Regions from separate parts of the Homo sapiens genome. Here all the other regions are linked to region 2. A link is an interaction called in ENCODE POLR2A ChIA-PET data of the cell type or tissue named here. Cell type or tissue: B cell. All regions are shown on one strand. Region 1 overlaps BANK1 (B cell scaffold protein with ankyrin repeats 1). Region 2 overlaps BANK1 (B cell scaffold protein with ankyrin repeats 1). Region 3 overlaps BANK1 (B cell scaffold protein with ankyrin repeats 1).

The links. ChIA-PET counts read pairs that join two places held together with the same protein. Peaks named below come from ENCODE experiments on the same cell type or tissue, not always from the same donor. Only the 100,000 strongest peaks of a DNase experiment are listed, where the experiment ranks them.
Region 1: POLR2A ChIA-PET joins it to region 2 with 6 read pairs; 2 of 35 experiments call an interaction of 5 or more read pairs at or near these places.
Region 3: POLR2A ChIA-PET joins it to region 2 with 5 read pairs; 1 of 35 experiments calls an interaction of 5 or more read pairs at or near these places.

What each region holds. Positions count from the first base shown.
Region 1 is chr4:102,048,214-102,056,213 of GRCh38, reverse strand. All of the region lies in intron 11 of BANK1 (B cell scaffold protein with ankyrin repeats 1), which reads right to left. Among named protein-coding and RNA genes, the nearest start is that of BANK1, 260 kb to the right of the region's middle. In B cell, no CTCF peak of the experiment used is centred here; no DNase peak of the experiment used is centred here; H3K27ac peaks cover 3,057 bases.
Region 2 is chr4:101,983,809-101,991,808 of GRCh38, reverse strand. All of the region lies in intron 7 of BANK1 (B cell scaffold protein with ankyrin repeats 1), which reads right to left. Among named protein-coding and RNA genes, the nearest start is that of BANK1, 200 kb to the right of the region's middle. In B cell, no CTCF peak of the experiment used is centred here; a DNase peak (open chromatin) is centred at 3,948; H3K27ac peaks cover 7,322 bases.
Region 3 is chr4:101,812,155-101,820,154 of GRCh38, reverse strand. The region is part of intron 1 of BANK1 (B cell scaffold protein with ankyrin repeats 1); the gene reads right to left. Among named protein-coding and RNA genes, the nearest start is that of BANK1, 25 kb to the right of the region's middle. In B cell, no CTCF peak of the experiment used is centred here; DNase peaks (open chromatin) are centred at 5,804 and 6,364; H3K4me3 peaks cover 6,958 bases; H3K27ac peaks cover 8,000 bases.

The DNA of each region.
Region 1 (8,000 bases), 64 kb before region 2:
TCTCCTTTCCTGGAATGTGTTGTCATGTACAGTCTCACCAGTAGGATGAGGGAGTGTTTGTACTGTTTCACTTTTGATAGCATTTTGCATTATTCAATTCAAATAAGTACACAAGCTTTATAATAATTTTATAATCTAAACCTTTCTCTCATTGCCAGTGATTCTTGTGTCATTATAACACTGAGTCCTGTAGCTTAGAGCATTGAGTAAGTAACAGACTTTAATATCACATATGGCCACTAGTCCTGCCCTAATCTTTTTTTTTCCCAAGTGATTACCTTTCAATTCTTCTTAATTATCTTCTCTATCAATTTAGAAACATTCTTTCAAACTGTCATCTCTCTCCCTAAAGGAAAAGTAAATTATCAAAATGACTGGGATTCCCTTACATGTATAAGTTATTATAGAAAGAGTTGAGAGGATTTAATTTCCCGTTAGGAAAATAGCATTATTCTATCTTTTTAATAGGTACTTTTTGTGTATGTTTTGAATTTACAGTGAATAATTTCTTTTCTTTCATGATGTCGCCAAACTAATATTTCTGGTATATAAAAAAGTGAATTATGTATTAATTATATCCAGCTAGTTAAAATAATTTTTAAGAGTCTTATAGTTGATGTTTTCAGGTTTTCTGGCATGTACGTATATCATCTAAAAATAATGGAGAAAGTATCTCCTTCCCAATAATTACACGTTTTATTTTAGATGCATGTTATTGCAGTTGCTAGAAACTTCCAGGATAATGGTAAGTAAAAATATTAATAGTAGGCATCCTTATCTTGTTTCTATCCCTAACACGAATACCTCTACTTCTGAACTAATAAGAAATTTCTGATAATGTTGAGAAATTATTCTCTTTCTATTTTATAAGATTTTTTAAAAATTATGAATAGTTGAACTATAATTTTGTCTTTTTCATCAACTGAAATCATCATGTTTTTTAAAATAAAATAACTAGTACATTAATAGTTCTACTCCATGAGATGGTTCATATAATATAAAAATTCTCTTATTTGAATTTGAAATAACTCACTGGCAAAACTTATCCTGGTTAACTATTGAGTTAAAAATGTATACAAACATTCCTTGGTCATTAGTCTAGTGATATTTTTACTTTTTATTTATCACTTGACATAATTTTATTAATGAGTATTTCCTTGGTATTTTCGGGGATGTATCTTTTTAAAGCAGAACATAGTTTTATTTTGGCTTGAAGAAGTTAAAAATATACCACTCTGGCACATCAACTATTTAAATTGAAAAAAAGCAGGTGCAAGAAAGATGATTCTGACCTTTCAGTTGTTTCCCAAAAGCAGAAGACTAAATTCCCACGGTAAAGACACTCACTCTATACAAGAAGGAAAAGCAATATCCTTATCTTCACAGAGGAGAAGTTGAGACTAAAAGAATTCTGTACAGACCTTGGTAGAATAACTCTTATCTTTTAAGCCTCCCCATTTTCACAGTTTACTATTCTTGTCTAATTCAGTAGGTAAGTAACCGACTAACTGCTTCTTTGAGTCTTCATTTTCTTTGAGGACTCCAGTGCCATGTGAAACTATTATGCTTTTCTCTTGTTAATCTATTTTACATCAATTTAATTCTCAGTCCTGGCTGGTATCCTAAGAAGATAGAGGTGGAGTTTTTCTGCCGCTACAGTCTTTTGTCCACATTTCAGTCTGTATCTTTTTATGAGGGAGATTGTATAACATGGTATTTGGAGCCAGGTAGATGAGGGCTCAAAGCTCTTTCTCATTCCATTTTTGTAAACTCCAGTTTCTTTGTCTATAAAATGAAGGTAAATAATCCCCTTCTAACAGAGTTGTTGCAAGAGTTAAAGGAGCTAATATATGTAATGTGCTTTGTCGTGTTTCAGGCTTCTGTTAAAGCTCAGGAAAGTTGTAGTGAGAGTTGTTAATACGATTACGTGAATAGTACAGAAGGTGATTACAAGTTTGGCCTTCAGAGTATAACAGAATTGAGTTCAAATTTCACCTCTACCATTTCTTAGCTCTGTGTCCTTGGTTACAAATAATCAATCCATTTTAAAAAGGAAAATAATATCTCATAAGATATCTTTGAGGTTTTAATGAACTATCGTTATGCAGATGATTAACACAGCACCATTTGTCCTCAATGACTGTTACTGCTCTGTGAGAATGTTTTAACTGATATGAATTTATTGTGATGACTGCTGTTATACATAATCTTGTTTTGTATGTGGTTATAAAGACATATATATGTATTTGTATATACATATATACATATATATGAAGGAATTTGAAAGTAGTGGTTACTTTTTAAAATTTCAGATTTTTTATCTTTTTTTATTAATAAAGTAATGAATGAAAAAACATTTTTTTCTAGTTCCTAAGTATTTTTATATTATTTGGTCATTGTAACCAGATTATTGCTACTAAATTAGCAATAATTATGTTACATTACGTATTTTTCTTTATTACCAATATTTTACATTCATGTCTTATAAATAAATTTACAATAATTATTTAAGTTTACTTCAGTAATTTTAATAATGTAATTTCTTTTTAAGCTTTTTATTTTGTTTAATTCCTCATTGGTTAGAATATGTTTTGGTTAATACTTTCATAATGACAGAATGGCTATCTTCTCTAAAATTTTGGATATCCAAAAATTCTTATATTTATTTTCTTCTTACATGAGCAAAATACCTGACTAAATATAAACTTCTTAAGTTGAAGTTTTTTCTCAAATAAACTTGGTAGTCCATTATCTCAAGTTTCTGTCACACAGATTCTCTAATTTTTTAATGGATTCTGATTTATTTTAGTAGAAAATGTAAGTTAAAGTACTTGCTCAATACTTTTAAGATTGTTTCTTTTTCCTTATAATCAAAAAGATTTGCTAGGGTGCTTTTAAACATGAGCAACTCTCCTTACTTTTTCCTGTCTCATAGTGAGCCCACTCAATCTGCATTATTCATCCTCCAGCTTCCCACTTCTCCAAAGATTAGCTTAATAAAGTCATTGATCGTATTTTCTATTCTAGTTTTTAAAAACCTGTCATACTTGAGTTGTATCTCTGTTCTCCACATCTTATTACTGTTTTCGGTCTTTCCATGTACTGAGAACAAACCCTTCTTCAATATGTTCTCTACGTCACTGATTTATTTTCACCTAGTGTGAGTCCCTTTTGTTGTGACCAATGTGGATTTTAATTTGCTGTTGAAACTTTAGCTTCTTAGTTTATTTTATTTTTATCATACTTCCTCTTGTCAATACCTTTTCTTCATGTCGCATGTTTAATCTCATTCTGGTATCTCATCTAAAATGTCTTTCACATATTTTGCTTTCATCTCAGCCTAACCTCAAATTTCTGCTGCTATTTCCTCTCCATATTTTCCATTTGTTTATGAGTTCAAACTTTTCTGACATTTTCTTTTTTGGCCCCTGCATTTTGTTGCCAACTGCCTAGTACTGAACCTGAAAGTGGGACACTTAAGTTCAAATTAACACATACCGCCTTAGAACTTCTGAAAAAGTTAAAATATTTATAAAAAGCTTCATATTTAAGCAGTTATGAATTGTTAGCTGAAAAATGCTCAGTGCTTAGTGTGTGTGTGTGTATTTCCCATTATTTCCATGTTGATAGCTTGGTGCTTTTGATATGATATCTGGCAACCTTACTCATTAAATAAATAAATCATTAACAGAAGTATAATTATTCTGAGTCTTTACAAAAAAAACTCTCCTTCCCTTCTTCTGGAGTAGTTTTAGTTTATGAACTTTTCATATTACTTGTTTGTTCTCATCTTTAATCCTTCTGGCGTGGTGGCTCATGCCTGTAATCCCAGCACTTTGGGAGGCCGAGGTGGGTGGATCATGAGGTCAAGAGATCCAGACCATCCTGGCCAACATGGTGAAACCCTATCTCTACTAAAAATACAAAAATTAGCTGGTCGTGGTAGCACACGCCTGTAGTCCCAGCTACTCAGGAGGCTGAGGCAGGAGAATCGGATGAACACGGGAGGCGGAGGCTGCAGTGAGCCAAGATCGTGTCACTCTATTCCAGCCTGGCAACAGAGCGAGACTCTGTCTCAAAAAAAAAAAAAAAAAAAAAAAGAAAAAAAGAACACATCTATGGAATCATTGTTCACCAAGGCTTTTGGTGTTTATGTGTCCTTTGGCTCTTTCCTTGTGTTCAGGTCAAATTCCTGGGACTGCAGAAAACTTTAATAGGTGCAGTTCGCAACTCAAGATCCCAGGATTTAGCAGGTTTTGTCTAATGCAGCTGCCACGATAGAGGCGGGACATGATTCCCTGGCACTATGTATCTAAGTCCATGCATAAATTTCTAACAGACTTCTTGACCTTCCCATCCCTCCATTTTAGAGCTTTACTTTAGAGTCCCAGGACCAGCCAAGTGTAGCATTACCCTCCTACCCCCACTTTCAACTGGAAGGAATATTTTCTGCATGTATATGGAAAGATCAGAGCTGGGACACAGAGCACTTGTAAAAATTAACATTTATGTAGCAGAGAGGTAGCTGGGGTCAGGAGGTAAGGGAGGGATTAAATATCTTTCTACCTCCTATTATGAGCAAAGGACTGATTTGTTTCATAGACAGTAGGGGTAGACTACTGATTTTTTAATTTGTCTCAATTAACTTTTCTCAACCTTAGAATTAATTAGAATTAGTTCTAGATTCCAGTAAGCTTATTTTCCAGTCTTTGTTCTCCCTATTATTAAGAATTTCATCTTTTTTGTGTGTGCTTTGATTTCATTTCTGAGAGACAACACTGTGGGTTGCGAACATATTGCTATCTTAGACAAAAACTGAGCTATTACACAAAATTTTCAAGGTATGACTTTAACAACAACAAAAAACTTTTGTGAGCAATATGACAAATGGAAATGTAAGTATACTGGAAAAGGGAACTGAGGCCATTATTCTTTTATGGAGTACAAATGACCACATTTTGACAATTTTCCCTCTTTTCTGTTTAATATATCCAGTACTGGCAAAAACAGCCTGATGAAAATACCTCAGAGATCAGCATTCTCTTTTCCCCATGTAAGGGTAATATCTTCCCCATTTCTCCAGGTCTCCTGCTTCTAGACAATTTTATTATTTAACATTTATCAAAGTGCTACAGCAATGCACACTTATAGAACACAGAAAGGATATGTTGCCTGACTACCTCTTTCCCATGAGTAGGCACACTCCTGCCCTACAAAAGACCAGCCAATAATGATTTTGTAGTCTCGAGTGAGGAATTGGTGGGCAGGGACTATACTAGGGGTTACAAGCTCATAAACTATAGGGGCCATGCAGATAAAATTACTGAGCAAATAATATTTAGTACCTGCTTATTAAATACATTTGAATAGTTTTCATTAGCAAAAATAAATGTTCTTTCATTTTTTTCATAACCTGACTCTATATCCCTTTACTCACTTTTGATAGAATTATGACTTTAGAGAAATGTGTTCCAAATATAAGAAAACAACACAGAAAGCATGATAACAAATGGTAATAGTCATTTGTTGCAAGTTATACATTTATATAATAGGGAGTGGTTGGAAATTTGAATATTTCAGGAAGCATGGTCTTAAATGCTGGCAAAAGTTTTAAATTGTATTGTGTGGATTATTGCTAAAATATAATTTACTTAGGGGCTAAATTTGACCACATGTGGTCTCTGAAACATAGTTTCTTTTGGTGGGATTTTTTCACATGTTGATTTTGAGATTATTGCTGATTACTATCTCATCTATTCGACTTTTAGTCCATATCTAAGATAGGGCTTAGGCAACCAAAGTTTAAAAGCTCTGCAAATAATTCTTATGCTCATCTAGAGTTGGAAGTGACTGGTATAGGCAGTTGGTTAGGGTGGATGTGCTCCTCCTACCCACAGAAACTTACCCTTCAAAGACATGGTTTTGTTAGCAACAGCCAATCCGTACAGATCTGCAGCAACTTGATTCTTGCCTCTTTGGAGGCAAGAATTCAGCTGAGGGGCATAAGGCACAGGAGAGAGCAAGGCAAGTTTTAGATAGAGTAGTATTGAAAGTTTATTAAAAGGTTTTAGAGCAGGAATGAAAGGAACTAAGGTACACTTGGAAGAGGGCCAAGTGGGCAACTTGAGAGATCCAAGTGCACTGTTCAACACTTGACATGAGGTTTTAAACATTGGTATGGTTATGGGGTTAGTGTCTCTCCTCCCTTGGTTTTTCCTTGGGGTGGGCTATCTGCAAACGCAGAGCCCTGCCAGCACTTGGGAGGAGCCCATGTGCAGTATGTTTACTGAAGTTGTGCATATGCTCATTTAGGTGTTTTTCCCTTACCAGTTGAGCATTCCTAGAGAAAAGTCACATACCAGTTAAACCCTACCATTTTGCCTCTTAGTGCACATGCTTGCGCCCACTTGCCCAACTCCTGCGATCTTACTGGGAAGCTGCTGATGACCAGCTTCAGGTGTTTTCTGTCTATTAAGAGACTGCCTTTCACTGGCACTGGCTGTGACCAATTACGGTTTTAAAGAGACAGTTTAACAACTACCTAACCATCACCTGGTGGTCGTCTGACATTCCTGGGTGGGTGGCCCTCTCCTGCCCTGCTCGTGTCTGCCTAGCTGCCTACACTACCCTTTTGCCCTCTAAGAGTGAGAGCAACAACACACCCTTGATAAGGTTCATTTGACTATATGGCTGAGGAGATCTGTGGATGTAATCTATGATTACAGGGAGGCAGCTTGTTAAGAATGCTTGAACCTCATCAGTTGCCACGTGTCATATCCACGGTAAGATGGGGATGATCTTGATATAGATAGAAAAGGCCCTTCTGTACAGTCCAAGATGTGAACAAACTTGACCCTAGACTATATATGATTTTGTAAAACAAGGAAAATTAGCCAGATATTTCCATCTTTGAATAAGGAGCCCTTAAATTCTTTCAACATTTTTGACTTGATCATGTTCACTTAGAAATCTTCTAATGACTAAGTATATTTTATAGAAACTTTATTATCTGGCAGAGACCAAATAATGCAAGCAATCCAGTCACTGGAAAGCCATCTTCCCTTATTATAGGTTTAATGATTGGAATTGGGGGTATGAATCAGTCCTCTGTGAGCTTCGATAACATAAGCCAGACTTCAAAATCCTGATCAATTCCAAACACACTGGCAAATGCAGTTTTCTGACTAGAAATTTCTAATTTCTAGCACTAGTATTTTCTAATTTCAAATCCAAATTGGGAAAATTGACTTTAAAACTGTTTTGATGGAAAATTTTATCTGTGATCCAAAGTCCTCAGCATTTTTCCTTACATTTTTTCAAAATGTGGAAACTGAGTTGAAGAATCTGTTGAGTTTCCATGGAAATGGTGCCAATTAATTATTTTTTTCTTCCTTAGGAAAATTCCTTGACTTAGCAATAATGTAACTTCCTGGCAATCCCTTGCCAGTCTTAAACTTAGTGCACTTGAAATGCTTATACTTTCAATGGGAAAACAGTTGGCTCTCATCATCCCTTTTCCCTCCAGCATATAGAGGAAGAGTTAAATAATAATTCCTTTTTACCTTCTTTAGAGAACTTGTCTAGTCCCTTTAGAAAATCTTGCCTCTGACAAACATTATATAAAAGGCCCTTTTTATTGTTCTACCAAATAAAGAGAGTATCACTGGTGAAGTATGTACTGCTTTTCCTAGTACACCATGAAATCCCAGGATATTTGAAGAATATTCATTAATTAGGTAATAAGCAGTTTTCATTGCATAGTATGTTACATGGACTGAATGATCATAATATCTGCAACAGTTTAGAGAAATATGGTTGGATGAAATCAACCTTGTTAGCTATTTAGGTACTTAATTCTTTTATTACTAAGTATTCCAAATTATCTTGTTTTCATGCTAACTGCTGATTTCCCTGCACACTATAGTCATCAGGGAGGTTTTTAAAGAAACATTTGATAAGGATTGATGTTTCCTTAGTCCTTACAAATAAAACAATATGCT
Region 2 (8,000 bases):
AAACACAAACATACACATAGACAAATCCATAGTTTCTGTTCATCTTTGAAAAGTTCTACTTGCTGGTTCTTCCCCACCCCCACTGCCCCCAGATATACATGGAATTGTTTTGTGTAATGCACATGTGGAATGCTTGGAAAGGCTAACAGGGCCTTATGGCATGAGGCTTGTATGAATTAGATACAGTTCCACAAGGTCACTTGTCCATAGGCTAATTAAACCACCTCCTGGGCTCATTTTTAAAGTCAGAGTGTCAAAAAAATGATAATCCTGTGGAATGTAGAAGACATTTTCAACTTTATCTCTATATCTTTTTAACCCTTACCCAATTAAATCTACTCATGTAAAAAGTAAAAAACAAACAAAACAAAAACAAAAACAACTTATCCACCCAGGAATATAAAGAGCTTATTTGAGACAGTGTGAGCAGGCTTGCCTGCTAGTAGTATTTATCTTGCAAGTTATTCATACTTTAACTTGTAATCAACTACAGTTTTAAAAGCTACTATAATCAACTCTAGGTTTGTTTTCTTTGAAGTTCTAAATGAGAAGGGTTCTTATGGGTTCACACCCTAAGGAAGGCAAGTATAGCACAGGGCTTAAGAGAATTGACTTTGGAGTCTCAGAGAACAGGATTCAAATCCCAACTCAGTCCTTCACCAGCTGTGTGGGGTTTGGTGAGTTACATGACTATTGTAAGCCTTCATTTTCTCATATACAAAACGGGGATAATACTTTTTAACTAATGATTGTAATAAAGATTAATGGCCTAATACATGAAAACTCCCAGCATGGTACCTTACATTGAGGAAGTCTTCAACATATGGAAGCTATTATTAGAGACAGCATTTTTAGTTAATTTTATTGAATACCTACTGCATGCCAAGCACTGTTAAAGCACTTTACGTGATTTAACTTATTATCCTCACAAAACGGTATGAGTTAAATACCATCATCATCTCAATTTTATGTATGAGAAAATGGAGGCAAAGATAAATAATTTGCCTAAATTTTCTGCATAAAGAACTTATATTTTGATGATGTTGAATGTTTCAAAATATATTGCATTCTATGATCTACTTTGTAAAAGCTGATAGAGGTATAACAGCAGTTTGTAGGAAGTAAGGCCAGGATTCAAACATGGGATTTTTGGATATAGATCTTCCTTGCTTTACCACAGGTAGACTGCTTCTGCAGCTCCTAAAATTCTCCTAAGAAAAAGATTTATAAGGAAAAATGTACTCCATCTTTCACATGTCAAAACAGTTTGCAAATGACAATTCATTTTCCAGAAAGTTTGCAAATGACAATGCTTGTTCTGTGAAGAATACAATAGCAATAAGTTTTAACGTGACCATGGTGAAAATTAAGGAAGGTATCTTGGAAGTCATAGGGGAAAGGCTTCTTGTTTATTAGATTTGCAGAGTAACCACAGAATGCAATATATTTTGAAGCATTTAGGGACATCAAAACAAAAATTCTTTACATGAGAAAAATGTATAATCATAAAGTCATTCATGCTAATTCACAGTTAGAGCCAGAGTATTGCTTTTGTTTGCTGTTTTGCTTGTTTTGTTTTTTATAAGCTGAACAAGGAAAATAATTAGATTTGTCTTGTATATCCAAATAGTACCTCAGATGCTTTTTGATTATATGCCAATATTCTCTAAAGTCATAGTCAAACATTTTGCTTTTTCACTAGTGCAGTCATTAATTATTACAGTCTGAAAAATACAAAATGGATTGGAGAATTAATACTGGGAATCCATCAGCTTAATTAGTGTCTTTCTAATTTTCTACTATCACCACTTCACATGATATTTGGGAAAGAGGGAAAAAAAGAAAGGTAGGAGAGAAGGCATGTGAAACCATTTAAAAGTATCTTTGGTTGAATAAGAACAACTGTGTAGTGGAGAAATCTAGAAGACAGTGTGTTGTTTTAGTGATCAAAGTTCACATCAACAGTAATGAGATATAACAACATCATGTCTCTTGATATAATGCACTTAGAAAGGCATGACATCACGTCTCTGGCATTCTTATAAAAAATACATAACCTGGATTTAATCATGAGGAAAATGTCAGACAGCCCCAAATGGAGAGGCTGTCTATACAGAGTAACTATTTTCAAAAGTGTCAGTCATGAAAGAGAGACAGAGAAAAAAAAAAGCTGTCCCAGATGAAATGAGACTCAGGAGACACGACGCTAAATGTATTCTGTCCAGTTTGAATCTTGGCCCCCAAAAAGTATATTAGCAGGAATTGACAAAATTGAAATAAGTTCTTTAGATTAATTAATAATAGTGTATCAATATTACTTTTCTGGCTTTTCTGGTTTTTAAATTCAAGAAAAGCTTTTTTTTTTTTTTTTTTTTTTGAGACGGAGTCTTGCTCTTGTACCCCAGGCTGGAGTGCAATGGCATGATCTCGGCTCACTGCAACCTCTGCCTCCTGGGTTCAAGCGATTCTCCTGCCTCAGCCTCCTGAGTAGCTGGGATTACAGGTGCTCACCACATTTTTGTATTTTTAATAGAGACGGGGTATTGCCATGTTGACCAGGCTGGTCTCGAACTCCTGACCTTGTCATCCGCCCGCCTCGGCCTCCCAAAGTGCTGGGATTACAGGCATGAGCCACAGTGCCTGGCCAAGAAGAGCTTTATAAGAAACAGGGGGTTCTTGCTATGTTGGCCCAGGCTGGCTCAAGCAGTCCTTCTGCCTCAGCTTCCTGAACAGCTGGAACTTCAGGTGGGTGCCATTGTGGCCAGCTACTTTCTTGGTTTTGGAAACTGTTATATAATGTTATATAAGGAATGTTATATAATGTTATATAAAGAATGTTATATAAGATGTTAACCTTTCAGTAAAGCTAGGTGAGGGTATATGGTAATTTCTTAGTATATTTTTGTAACTTTCTGTAAGTCTGAAATGTAAGATGCTTCCTTAATAAAACGTTACATAATAATTTTCAGAGCCAATTAATATCTTGGATCAGTTCTAGTTTTGAATTTATGTACCATGCTGTTTTCTTCTGTGAGTTTGAATAATCAAGGGCTTGATCATTATAAAAATGAAATTCAAGAATAATCCAAGCTAGAATGATTCAAAGACTAATACAGTCCTTGGAAAAGTTTCCTAAGGACTGGTCAAAATACAATTATTTAGAGACTGTGATGAACACATACACATATTATCTGTAACCTCTATAGTGAACAGCTAATATAATAGTGGGAAGGAAATGTTGTAGTTGAAAACTTAATGAAGAGTTGTACTAAAATATTTTCAAAAATACTTTGTTGAGGCACATTATGTCCAGCAGTCTACAAATAAAAGAGAAGAGTGAACAAAACATTCACAACAACTCAAAGCAACAATAACAAAAACAGAACATTAATGACACTACCATATGTGTAATTATGAATAACTTCAAATTTCTCAGGGAGCATCCCTACAAGCGAAATTATAGGCAATTTCAGTGCTAATTAGAACTCTAAAAGCTGTTTTAACACCTAGGAAATATTTTCATGCTTTACATTTATAGAAAACATATATTGTGAAAACTCACAAAGCATAAAATTTGAGTCAAACAATACCACGGGATTTGAGAACTATTCTAAAATTAAACTATTTTCGTTAAACATAAACCATATGAAGGATCTCTAATGATAACTGATCCTTGAAAGACACAGAAACAGCTCGGTTTTGGTAGCAACCACAAACATCTCAGGGGCTTAACTCAAGAAGTATTTATTCCTTGCTCACTCAATGTGTCACTGTGATGTGCACCAGGCCTCTGCTCTTCATGGTTATTCTGGGACTCAGGCTTTAGCTCAACCAGTGCTTCTATGATCACTTCTGCAGTGGGAAGGGGATGTGGAGAATCTTGCACTGGCTTTTCATGCTTTCTCCCACAGGCAACGCACATGACTGCTACTCATGTTTCGTTGCCCAAACCAACCCTGGTGTCCATACCAACATCAGGATACAGGAAGTATAATGATACCATAGGTTCAGAAAGAGGATTGGACATTTTTGATAAAGATGTCTAATGACTCTCACAAACCTGTATCAGATGCAAATGAAAGTAAGATAACAGAGGTAGAATAAGATTTCTGCTCTTTTTTTAATATTTGTCATGAACAGAGGAGCTTCTTTGCATTTAGAAAGTTCTCAGAATTACTTGAACAAGTGGCATGGACTGATCATACAAAGATACACTCCTGCCAAGGTTGTTGAGGAAGAACAATTCCCAATGAGATAAGCTTAATTGGTAATTGGTATGGAATATTTTAGTATTTATATGCTTTAAATGAGTATATCAAAATATATGAAAAATAAGAGGGAGTATACTGGGTGGTTAAAGCCATCAAGGCTGGGTTTGAATCCTGGTTCTGCCACTTATTATCAGCAAGACCTTGAAAATGTAACATAAACTCTCTGTGACTCAGTTTCCTCACTTATAAATGAGGGTATAGTATTAATGTCCACCTCACTTATGAGATTCTTTGAAGACTGAATGAGTACACACACACAGAACACTTAGTAATCCCTAGTAAATATTATAATAAGTGTTTTCTATAATTAACTGGACTGATTACCCATTTGGCTAATTCCTTACATGGACTGGGAAAGTGAAGGATTGAGGACCAATTTTGTTTGTAAAGATAAGCAACCATCTTTCCTAAAGACAACAGCATGTATACTAAACATCAGGAAGCCCAGCTCCAGCCTCATACTTTTGTCTCTAATTGGTTGGGCAACTTCTGGTAGATCACAATATTTTCTTGACATAGCTTTTCTTTCCTTTTTTTTTTTCTTTTGTTCTTTCTAGACAAGTTGAGGTTACTTAACTTAAAAAATATATTTACTGGCAAGCCTACTATATATATATATATATATATATATATATATACACACACACACACACACACACACACATACACACATATATATATACATATATATACACATATATATACATATATATACACATATATATACATATATATACACATATATATACACACATATATAATTTAAAACCTTCCTATGTAGCAGAGGATCAATCACATTAGAAGAAAGAGTAAATGAGAAATAAGTTTGACATGAAATATAGAGCTTCAAAAGCAGAAATAATTTTATGAGGTGGTATTGGTGATAGGGTAGCCCAGTTCAGAGTATGGCATGAGAGCATCTGAATAATAATAATAATTACCAATTACTGAATGCTTAAAAATGCCAAGTACATTTACTCTTACTATTTCTTGTCATCGAAAAAATTCAAAGAGATAAATTATCATCCATATTTTTAAAGTAAGGAAACTGAAGCTCAGCAAGATCCATGTAATTTGAATCCTATTTTGTCTGACCCCAGAAGGCAGTGAGTTTTTTCATTCATGTTATTTCATGAAGAGGGAGGAAAGTAAGGAGTAAGACAGAAACAGTGAGCAACCTGGTTTGCTTGAGCCATTTGGTATCTAGGGAGTTAGCAGGAATGTAATTAAGAAGGTCTATTCCATGCATTAAAACTGTATGTTTCTGTTGTCTAATACTTAAGCTCTATTTTAGGAACATGTGTGTCTTGAATGCCTAAAATACCTGTCTCAAAGGTCCCATAGCACTTTATATGCACATTTATTGGTGCCTTTCTCACATACATTAGCCCTTACACAAATATTCACTGGAGCACTTTAAATTACTTGTTTATGGATCAGTAAGAGAGTTTTGAGTTTCTCCAAGGGAAGAACTATGCTTTATTCACCTTCATATTCCTAAGATCCCATTACAATGATTGGTAGACATTAAATACATATTTTCTGAATGGAGTAAGTGAATTAATGCTTTCGGAATGCAGTTCTCTTTTATCCTTAAATGTTTCCTTGATTCTTAGCTTACTAAGGATTCTCTCAAATCCTTTGAAATCTGACAAAATATAAATCTTCAATAAATGCATAAAGTAAACAAAGACTCATTTTGCTAGAGGTAGATGTTATTTATAATTAATGTCAGAAATCTGACATTGGAAATCTATTAGATGTTGAATGTAGATTTTTATTTTTTTTAATTTCATGTTATTTTCATTTTGGAAGAAAGTTTACACTGATTATAACAGACATAAATGGAAACATGATTGAACATGCAATATTTTTACATGCATCAACTTGAAAAATGTTTCCAAGGTATAAAGCAAGTCAATGAATACTGCAGCAATTAAATAATAACATTAGCAAGTAGCACTCATTTCTAGAACACAAGTTAAAATTTAACACCCTTTACCCAATATTATGAAATCCTACTATGGGGATTTAATAACTATTAAGTAGTAATAAATTTTGAAAACTAAATTAAAAAAAACCAGATTTAGTGATTGTTAATTTTATGTATCAACTTGCCTAGGCCACATGGTGCCCAGATAGTTGGTTAACATTATTTCTGGATGGATCTGTGAAGGCGTTTTTGGATGAAATTAACATTTGAATTGGTAAACTGAGTAAAGCAAATTACCCTCCTCCAACGTGTGTGAACCACATCCAATCTGTTGAGACCTGAATAGAATAAAAGGCTGAACAAGAAAGTATTCTTTGTCTTGCCTGTCTGTTTCTGAGTTGGGATGTTGATCTTCTCTTTAAACTTGGACTCGAATTGGAACTTACACCATTGGCTCTCCTGGTTCTCAGACCTTCAGATTTGGACTGGAACCACACTAGCAACTCTCCTGGGTCTCTAGCTTGCTGACTGCATCCTTCATAATAATGTGAGCCAATTCCTCATAGTAAATCAATCTCTCTCTCTCTCTTGTTGAAATCTCCTATTGGTTCTGTTCTCTGGAGAACCTAATCTAATACAGATTGTATACATGGTTAAATATCCTGCTCCACTCTTCATAGGATCAATGATTGTTATAGGCTTTTATCTTTTCCTAGTAGTTGTCACTTCAGGTCGCATTCGTGATTACATTATCTCAGAACTGCCAAAAAGACTCAAAGGATTTTGTTCTACCTGCCCCCTTTTTCTTATGCAGATAGCTATTTAAAATAACCTAGGATGATGGTTTTCTTTTTGTTTTGAAAGGTCTCTGAGAATGAAGATGGCATTTATTCCTCCCCACAGAATCTCATTTTCACATTTATCACAGTGATAATCAGCAAGTTTGTTCTTAGATCTAATTGAAATTCTGTCTTTAATTAAGTTGGTTCCCTAAGAATTACTGTTATTCCATAACACTATCAATGACAGCAATGATAACATCCCTTAGTGCTTTTACTTCAAAACTACTTAGCACTTTTATTGCAAATTGCATGTTATGTGTATAATAATTCTGAGAGGTCAATGGTAAATGAGATAATATCCTTATTTTCTGGATAGAAAATCTTCATCAAAACAAAAAGCTTTTCCTGGTAAGTTAGTGGTCTTAAAGCTGAAGCTAGCTATCTTTTCTATAAAGAGAATAACTACTTAGTGTCATTTTCATAAAATCCCACCATATTCTAAAAGGGAGGATAATATTGATCTTGGCCTCTACTTTTTAGGCTAACTACCCTAATCCTTAACTTTCTTCCCAGGGCTTCTTTACTAAAGGTTTCTTAACTTTTCATTCCTCTTTTTCGAGCTTTCTTAGGTCTTTTATGTCCTTTTGGAAGTGTGGCAACTTAAGCCTTACATAGTATTTTAGTAAAATTGTGACTAATAAATGTTTAGTTTCTTGTAATATAAATGAAATTCTCTGCTTATCTACACTAGATGCATTTCATATCTGATATCAGCATGTCTTGAGCTAGTTATACATTCCCCTCTCTTATCTATGTAAACATTGTGATTTAATACAGTCAGAACATATTATGATTGGCTCTGGAATTTTTTTTCTTGTGCACTTCAGGCTTTCATATTATCCTCTCAGTACTATTCTTTGCTATTATGCCCTTGCCAAAGCATTAATGCTATCCAATATGTTATTTGGATTACTTTTTGACAAATTAATTAAAATAATATTGAAAGTAAATAAG
Region 3 (8,000 bases), 170 kb after region 2:
CAGGATTTAATGTGTTATCTCAAGTACCTGTGGTAGTATTAACAGCCTATTAGAATGGTTAATTAAAGCTTGGATTCCATGGTGGCCTACAGTCAATGAGGCTGCAATGCCAGAATTTCCCTGCTATGACATAGAGCAGGAGTCAGTAGACAAACTTTCTGTAAATACTTTAGGCTTTGTGGCACTCTTGGAATCTCCTTCTCCTTCTTCTCCTCCTTATCCTTCTCCTCTTCTTTTCTACAACTTTAAATGTGTAAAAACCATTCTTAGCTCACAGATGATACACAAATAGGACACCAGCTGGATTTCGTCTACTGACTATCATTTGCTGACCTCTACTCTAGAGTGTTCTGATGTTCCCTTCGCTAGCATTAAGAAATGTATTCATGAAAAGTGCTGTGATGTCTGTCTTCTGCAGCATAGACACAATGATTAGGTTTAGACCTTTGAACTGAACTTTTGATGTCGATGGAGAATAATGAAGTCTGAGTTGGTAGAGAACAAATGGTAACACTCAATCATTAGAGACAATATAAATAATCAAAGTGTTTTTCACTGCAGGTATTGTGGTGGTATCTAATTGATCTGAGGGTCCTTAGGAATGAAATATATAGGGTATATATTTGTAATACAGATTACAAATGTAATGTAAACCTGAAATGTATAGCCTATGAAGGTTCTATATCATCTTTATAAACAAAACAATTCTTGTTTGGGGTGCAAAAACTTACTTAAGTTGCTATAATGGAAATTCATAGACTGCACCCTAATTTATAGACTTAGAGGACTTTGACTGAGGGGAGCTCAGGTCCCTTTGAAAAAGGGGTTTTCTATGCTGCTAAGCATGGGTACCATAAATCTTCCTCCAAGCCTTTGTCAGAGTGACCTAAAGGCACGTGTACTAGGGAAAAAATAATACTCAGAATACTCAGGAATATCTTCTAGCAATTATTAGTTACTAGTCTTAACTGATAAAAAATTCCCAAAGACTGAAAATACCACCATGGTATTTTTTGGGAATTTATAGAAGTCAGGTGTAATAATAAATGACATCTTGCCTTGAGTATATATATGATAATGATTCCAGTGGGCCCATGTGAGTACCACAGAGGTATCCTGTGGGTATTTTTTATGCCAGAAATGTTTGGTGATAATGCATATACATAGCAAATGTCAGAATCCTACCAGAGAATGAGGACTATTATTGTAGGAAAGGCAAAATATATGTATCTGAAACTGTCGAATCCCATTCTCACAGTAAACTAAAAAAAAAAAAAAAAAATACAGTAATCTTTCTTTATTCGTGGAGAATACCTTCCAAGACCCCCAGCGGATCCCTGAAACTACAGATAGCATAGAACTCTATATATACTAAGCTTTTTTGCTATAAATGTATGTCTATGATAAAGTTTAATTTATAAAGTAGGCACGGTAGGAGCATAGCAACAATAATTATTAATAAAATAGAACAACTGTAACAGTATATTATAGTAAAAGTTATGTGAAAATGTGGTTTCTCTTTCTCTTCCTTTCAAAATATATTACTATTTTTGGACCATGGCTGACCACGGATAACTAAAACCACAGGAAGCAAAACCACAGAGAAGGGGGACTACTGTACTACATTCCTGAAGGAATTACAGATTATTGCCATCAACAAAGACTTGGGAGATGAAGATATAATGGTGGTTATTTCTTCACAACTCTGCTTTACTCTCTAGTTTGCCAGTACAAAAGCCAAAGGGTCTTGTAAAATAACTGCTGATTTTCATAAACATAACCAGGTATTCATATTAACTGCTATTCCACAGATGATATATTTACTGGAGCAAATCAACTAGCCTATGTAAACTATAAACGGATATTGATCAAGTCATTATTTTCTTTATAATTGCAATGAATAAAGATAATAATCAGTTTGCAGTCACTTGGTAGAAACAGCAGTAACCTTTCCCTGACTTACCTCAAGGCTATGCCCCATGTCATAATAACATCTGTATAAATACTGACCATATCTATATGCCATACAGTATATAATTTTATATGTAAAATATAAAATTGATTAAATAAACTTGCTCATAGCAAAAGAGCAAATGCTCTAGTTGTCATAATATGATACATTTGTGCCAGAGTGTGAAGGATAAACCATATTGAAGTTCAGGAACCTGAAATATCATCCGTCTTTCTAGACAGCCAATGGTATAGCAGGGGTATCCAATCTTTTGACTTCCCTGGACCACATTGGAAGAAGAATTGTCTCGGGCCACATATAAAATACACTAATGACAGCTGATGAGCTAAAAAAAAATTGCAAAAAAAAAAAATCTCATAATGTTTTAAGAAAGTTTACAAATCTATGTTGGGCTACATTCAAAGCCATCCTGGGTCTCAGGTTGCACAAGCTTCCTTTAAGGCATATCAGGATAGCCCTGTATACCGAAAGACAATTTTTTTTATTTCCAACTTTTAAGTTCAGGGGCACGTGTGCGAGATGTGCAGGTTTGTTACATAGGTAAACGTGTGCCATGATGGTTTGCTGCATAGATCATCCAATCACCCAGGCATTAATCACCCAGCATCCATTAGTTATTCTTCCTGATCCTCTCCCTCCTCCCACCCCTCACCCTCCAACAGGCCCGGTGTGTGTTGCTCACCTCTATGTGTCCATGTTTTCTCATCATTTAGCTCCCACTTATAAGTAAGAACATTCGGTATTTGGTTTTCTGCTCATGCATTAGTTTGCTAAGGATGATGGCCTTCAGCACCATCCATTTCTCTGCAAAGGACATAATCGCATTCCTTTTTATGGCTGCATAGAATTCCATGGTGTACATGTACCACACTTTCTTTATCCAGTCTATCATTGATGGGCATTTGGGTTGATTTCATAAATTTACTATTGTGAATAATGCTGCGATGAACATAAAATATGCATGTGTCTTTATAATAGAACAATTTACACTCCTTTGGGTATATAAATTATTGAATCTCACCATTAGATGGGCCTCTTTGCATTTTGAAGGAAACAAACATATTTGGGCCCATTTACCGGGTAGCCAGTAACAATACCAGTTTTGAGTAGGAGCAAAAAAGGGCTCTACTACACAGTCAGGCTGCAATGCACACTACACTGTCCTTTGAGCTTTATAACAAAGCTTTATTAAATTTCTGGCAACTCTCAATAGGAGATCCACAACACATACCCCTGAGATTTTGGAGGAATACCATTCCTTATTCTTCCGTTGACTCCTTTCTATTTGAAAATTAACTTGTGAGTTATTATTGGATCCAGACTGAGATTAATGTCTGCTTATATTATACCAAGTGTTTATGTAGTCTAACTGGCCATTAATAAACTGGGTGTTATGTGATCTAGCAAATTATAATTTGGTTGTAAGAAATAATATTCCATTAGAAAAAAGTATGATATATACAAAACCAGACTCAGGCAATTCTGGATGGGACAAGTAAGTGCCATGAGCCTGTAGCTTAAGCTTCTGTGACACCAAATCTTACCGCTTTACCACTCCTCCCTCAACATACATCTGTAACCTCATGAGGAATTACTAAACCTGTTAACAGAAAAAAAAAAAAAAAGAAGCATGGCATTAGTTTCCAGATCATTCTGAAAAATATGCCAGCACCAGTCCAAAGTGAATGGTTGCTACATCACAGCCCCACTCATGGTGAAAGGAAATTCTTCCAGTTGATGGAAGTTCATGTAATATATTTGAGAGACCACTTTGATTTAGAGAAAAGATGGCTTGAGCTATGGATGGAACTACATTGAACAAACTAAGAAGAAATAGGAAAGGACATGTTCATTTCATTTCAGAATTAAATATACAAACTAAATTACTAAACAAGAAAAGATAGCTAGGAAACATGAGCCTATGCCTTTTGTGACATACAAAGGAAAATTAGACTTGAACTCATGTTTCTCAGTTTTCCTTTGCGAGCAATTATACCTGCATAACAAGCCTTTGACCACATCGGTGATCAACAAATGCCCACTGAAAACTTTTAGAGCTACAGATGAGGCTGCAATAGGATCAAAGTTTCATAGGTTTTATATGGTTGTAAGAAAACTCATCTTGGAAATTCCTTGTCCTCTGGCAAAGCACTTTCCACAAACACATAAAAGTTCATTTCAAGGAAAAAACATATAATTACATAAAAGTTAGGGTAGTTAGGGTAGATATTTTGAATACATGGAACAGAGACATTATTATGCTAATGGACTAATTTTAAATACTTGTAATAGTTTGTAAAGTGTATAAATTTCTAAAAATCCTTTAGAAGTACACTTTTAAAAGTGAAGTTTATTTATGTAGATTATACCTTAATATTCTTGACTATAAAAAACAAGAGTGTGACAAAAATTAGTAAAAATCATAAAATTGGATTTAAAAAAACATGTCTAGAGCTCTGGTGGCAACTCCTTAACAGAGTACTTAAAGTATTTAAAATACATTTTAAAACCTATTAATTTTTAAATATCTTTTGTAAACCTAAAAATGTATAAAGTCAGAACTTGATCCAAATCTATTATATCTATCAATAATAATTTCAGTACATCTCTGATTTGAAAATAGAATCTTCTTTAAATTACTTAGTGGATGTTGGTGTAATTTAAAAGTGAAAATTATTTCTTGAAGAAATAATTGACATTTTAACCAATAATAAATGTAGATTATAGTACTCAGACCTCAAAATGACATATGTTTAAAAATCCCAGGTGCAATACTTACAATTTTATTTTGTGATAAATTAGTAGTAGTTTCTACTTACTCCTCAATTTTTATATTTCCAGTTTTATTACATCCATATAAAAGATGGCAAATACCCTGGAGGGGCAGGATTCAGAATATGCTTGTAGTCAGTCCCCCAATTTTACCTGTAATTGTTTTGTTAAGCTCCTGTAGCATGAGGGCATATGTTCTGACAGTTCCTGACCTATGGTCCGGGGTCTCCTGTGGCTGGGTGGGTATATCTCTCTAATTCTAGGATTTCACATTATAAACTCCACTTTCTCACAGATATAAGCCATTTGAGCCAATTATCAACTTCATCAGTAACAAAGGCAATATTTGATTTCCCCCTTCCCTTATTCTTTGTCATATTTCTTAATACTGCTTAACAACTCAAACATTGAAGAGGGTTATTTATTGCTCAATCCTCACCCCTATACCCAATACATGTCCCTGAACTCTTATGCTGAAAAGTGTCTTTACATTCTATTATATAATAAATGTGCCACATTTCAAAGTACACTGAATTCCATTCAATAGTAATAATATACAAAGTACATTCACATGAATATTATGGTGTGTTTTTATACCATTCTTAGTATTACAGTTTTAAGGAAAGAATTTTAACTCAAGTTAATGAAAAAACAAAAATGTTAAACAAAAACGTTAAAGCCACAGCTAGAAAGTTTAAGAGACTTGCCCAAGGTCACACCAATAGTAAGTCATTAAGCTGGACTTAAATTCACATCATCTATTGCCAACTCTACTTCAAGTATCAAACCATACCACAGGCAGTATTATTGACAAAATGAAATAAAACTCCAGTCCGTTTCTTGAGGTTCTCAACGGATAAAGCATATGACCAGCTGATCAGATTAAAAAGAGAATAACTTTAGTTTCACCAGCAAATCTAATTTTGCTTTCCTAGTTCCGAGAAAAAGAAAACTCTGTTGGCATTTCCCTTGTTTCCTTGTTCTTTCTCTCTACTTAATTCAACAGCTTCTTTCCAGAACACAAGATGGTGGCAGTGGTGGAAAAAAGACAGTAAGCATAATCATGACTTGAGAGCAATGACCCAAACAGAGTACTTAAAAGATCTAAAATTTGTTTTACCTGCCTGAATACTTTTCATGGGCTTTAGGCAGATTTAACTGTAAAATGAATGCTTTTTAGCCTGTATTACTAAAGCATGTAAGTTAGGGATGTAATAAATACACTCCTAACTAACTGCAATGAGATCTTGCAATTAATTACATTGGCAAGTATTTGTGTACAGTGACACTAATATCTTTCAAGGGCTTTTTTATGTACAGAGTTACATGGGATGTCACACTTTGGAAACATAACTGATTAAAACATAACTTTAGCAAACCCCTCTAAAGAAATATCATCTCAAAATTTATATCATACGTATCAATGGTAAAATATCTTAGAAATAGCTATATACTAGAAGATATATACATACCAAAACAAAGAATAGGCTGAATTTCTACTCATCAGATGCAAGCAAAACCAGCAAGCAAGTAGTCCCCCACCCTCTTCCTGATGTGTGCATCCTCTGCAGCCCTTGTTGGCCAGAAGGGAAATTGCAGACCTAGCAAAGTGTGTCTCCTACCACCCGCAGAAGCTCCCCAAGGCCTCCTGCGGCCTATGTTCACAGTAAACATAACTTCTGCATGGAGTTTACAAGATAGCAAGGGCTAAAAATTCTAGGTAACTCTAAAACAATCCTCAGTTCTGCTGCAGCACTTGGTCACGACTACATTTCTCCTAGAGTGACATTGTCTTTACATAATGCGGTCAAGGACGCACACCCATCAGAACCACTTTTGGGCACTTGATCAAATCAGAATTTCCAGAATTGGGGTTCAGGAAAGGATTATCAAGTAACTAAGCACTTTGGTAATTCTTAAGTCCACTCAAGTTTGAGAATCACCATAGTGGCTTTTTTATACTGACAGTATTTCCAGTATCATAGTAGATGATTACAGTCACAATTTTTTTTATTTCTCAAGTTTTGCTAATGTGAAAAAAGAAAATAAATATTTTAGGATTTTTTCTTTGAGGAAAATAAATTGAAATAGCTCAAATGTTATTTATTAAGGAACCAAATACATGTGACTTATTAAATTCACTAAAATCATTAACTTGCCCAAAATCTACCTTAATTCACCAAAGTGATTTTTGTTAGATGAGGGCCAAATCATCTATTTACGGACAAAGAACACAATATTTAACATTATGTATCTAAAACTTAGATTGCAATTCTGAAGTGAATATTGTATATAAATACAAATATGATGTTTATCCAAAACTATAAAAAATAATATCAATGGTGATTCAGGGGGGTGTTTATAATACAGTATGTGATTAAATAAAAGCAATTTTTAAAGAGTATTTAAATTCATACTAACTTTAACAAAGATTACTTTTTTACTATTATTAATTCCCACATTCCAGGTGTCATATTAGGAAAATTCACAGTTCAGAATTTAGGCACTAACCTGTTTACAAAAGCCAAAGTTAAAAAAATTAATGTTCAATTATTTTTGTCCCTGGGTAACATTTTGTACAAGATTGAATACCAAACTCTTTTCTGAACTGAAATAATGAAGCATTGGAAATTCCTGGTGGGGTTGCTTTGATTAATATTTGACACTTAGAAGTATGCAATATAATAATATCTAGGCATAATTTTAATAAAAAATGTGAACCTCTAAAAAATGATTTTAGAATATGAAGAACCAGGGAGAAATATTCCAATCATTTATATTTTCTTCTCTCCTATTAAAATGCATAGAATAGTATCATCAAAAACCGAAGCTCTACATCATATAAATGTCTTAAAGATAGAGCTATGTCAAGAATATATAAAAATAAACGTTTTACATTTATTCTTAAATTTTAGTAATTCATTTTATTTAATGAATCTCACTGCTTAATTATTTACCTTTAAATATAGTGTAGAGAAATAGCAATCCAAATATTAAATGTTTCCCTAGATTTTTTAATCTGAGTTTGTAAAAATAAGATACTATTATTTTAACATTTCACCACTTGAACTTGAAGATATTCCTTTATGTTAATGTACTTTATAATTGTAATCAAAGTTGAAAATCAGCAACAGACACTTAAAAATATATATAATTAAAGATACAGTTTATTCTTTGGAACTTCTTACTAATTCCAGTTATATTTCACAGAATAATCTTCTTTACCCATCTATGACTCTAATCTTCATTACCTTAA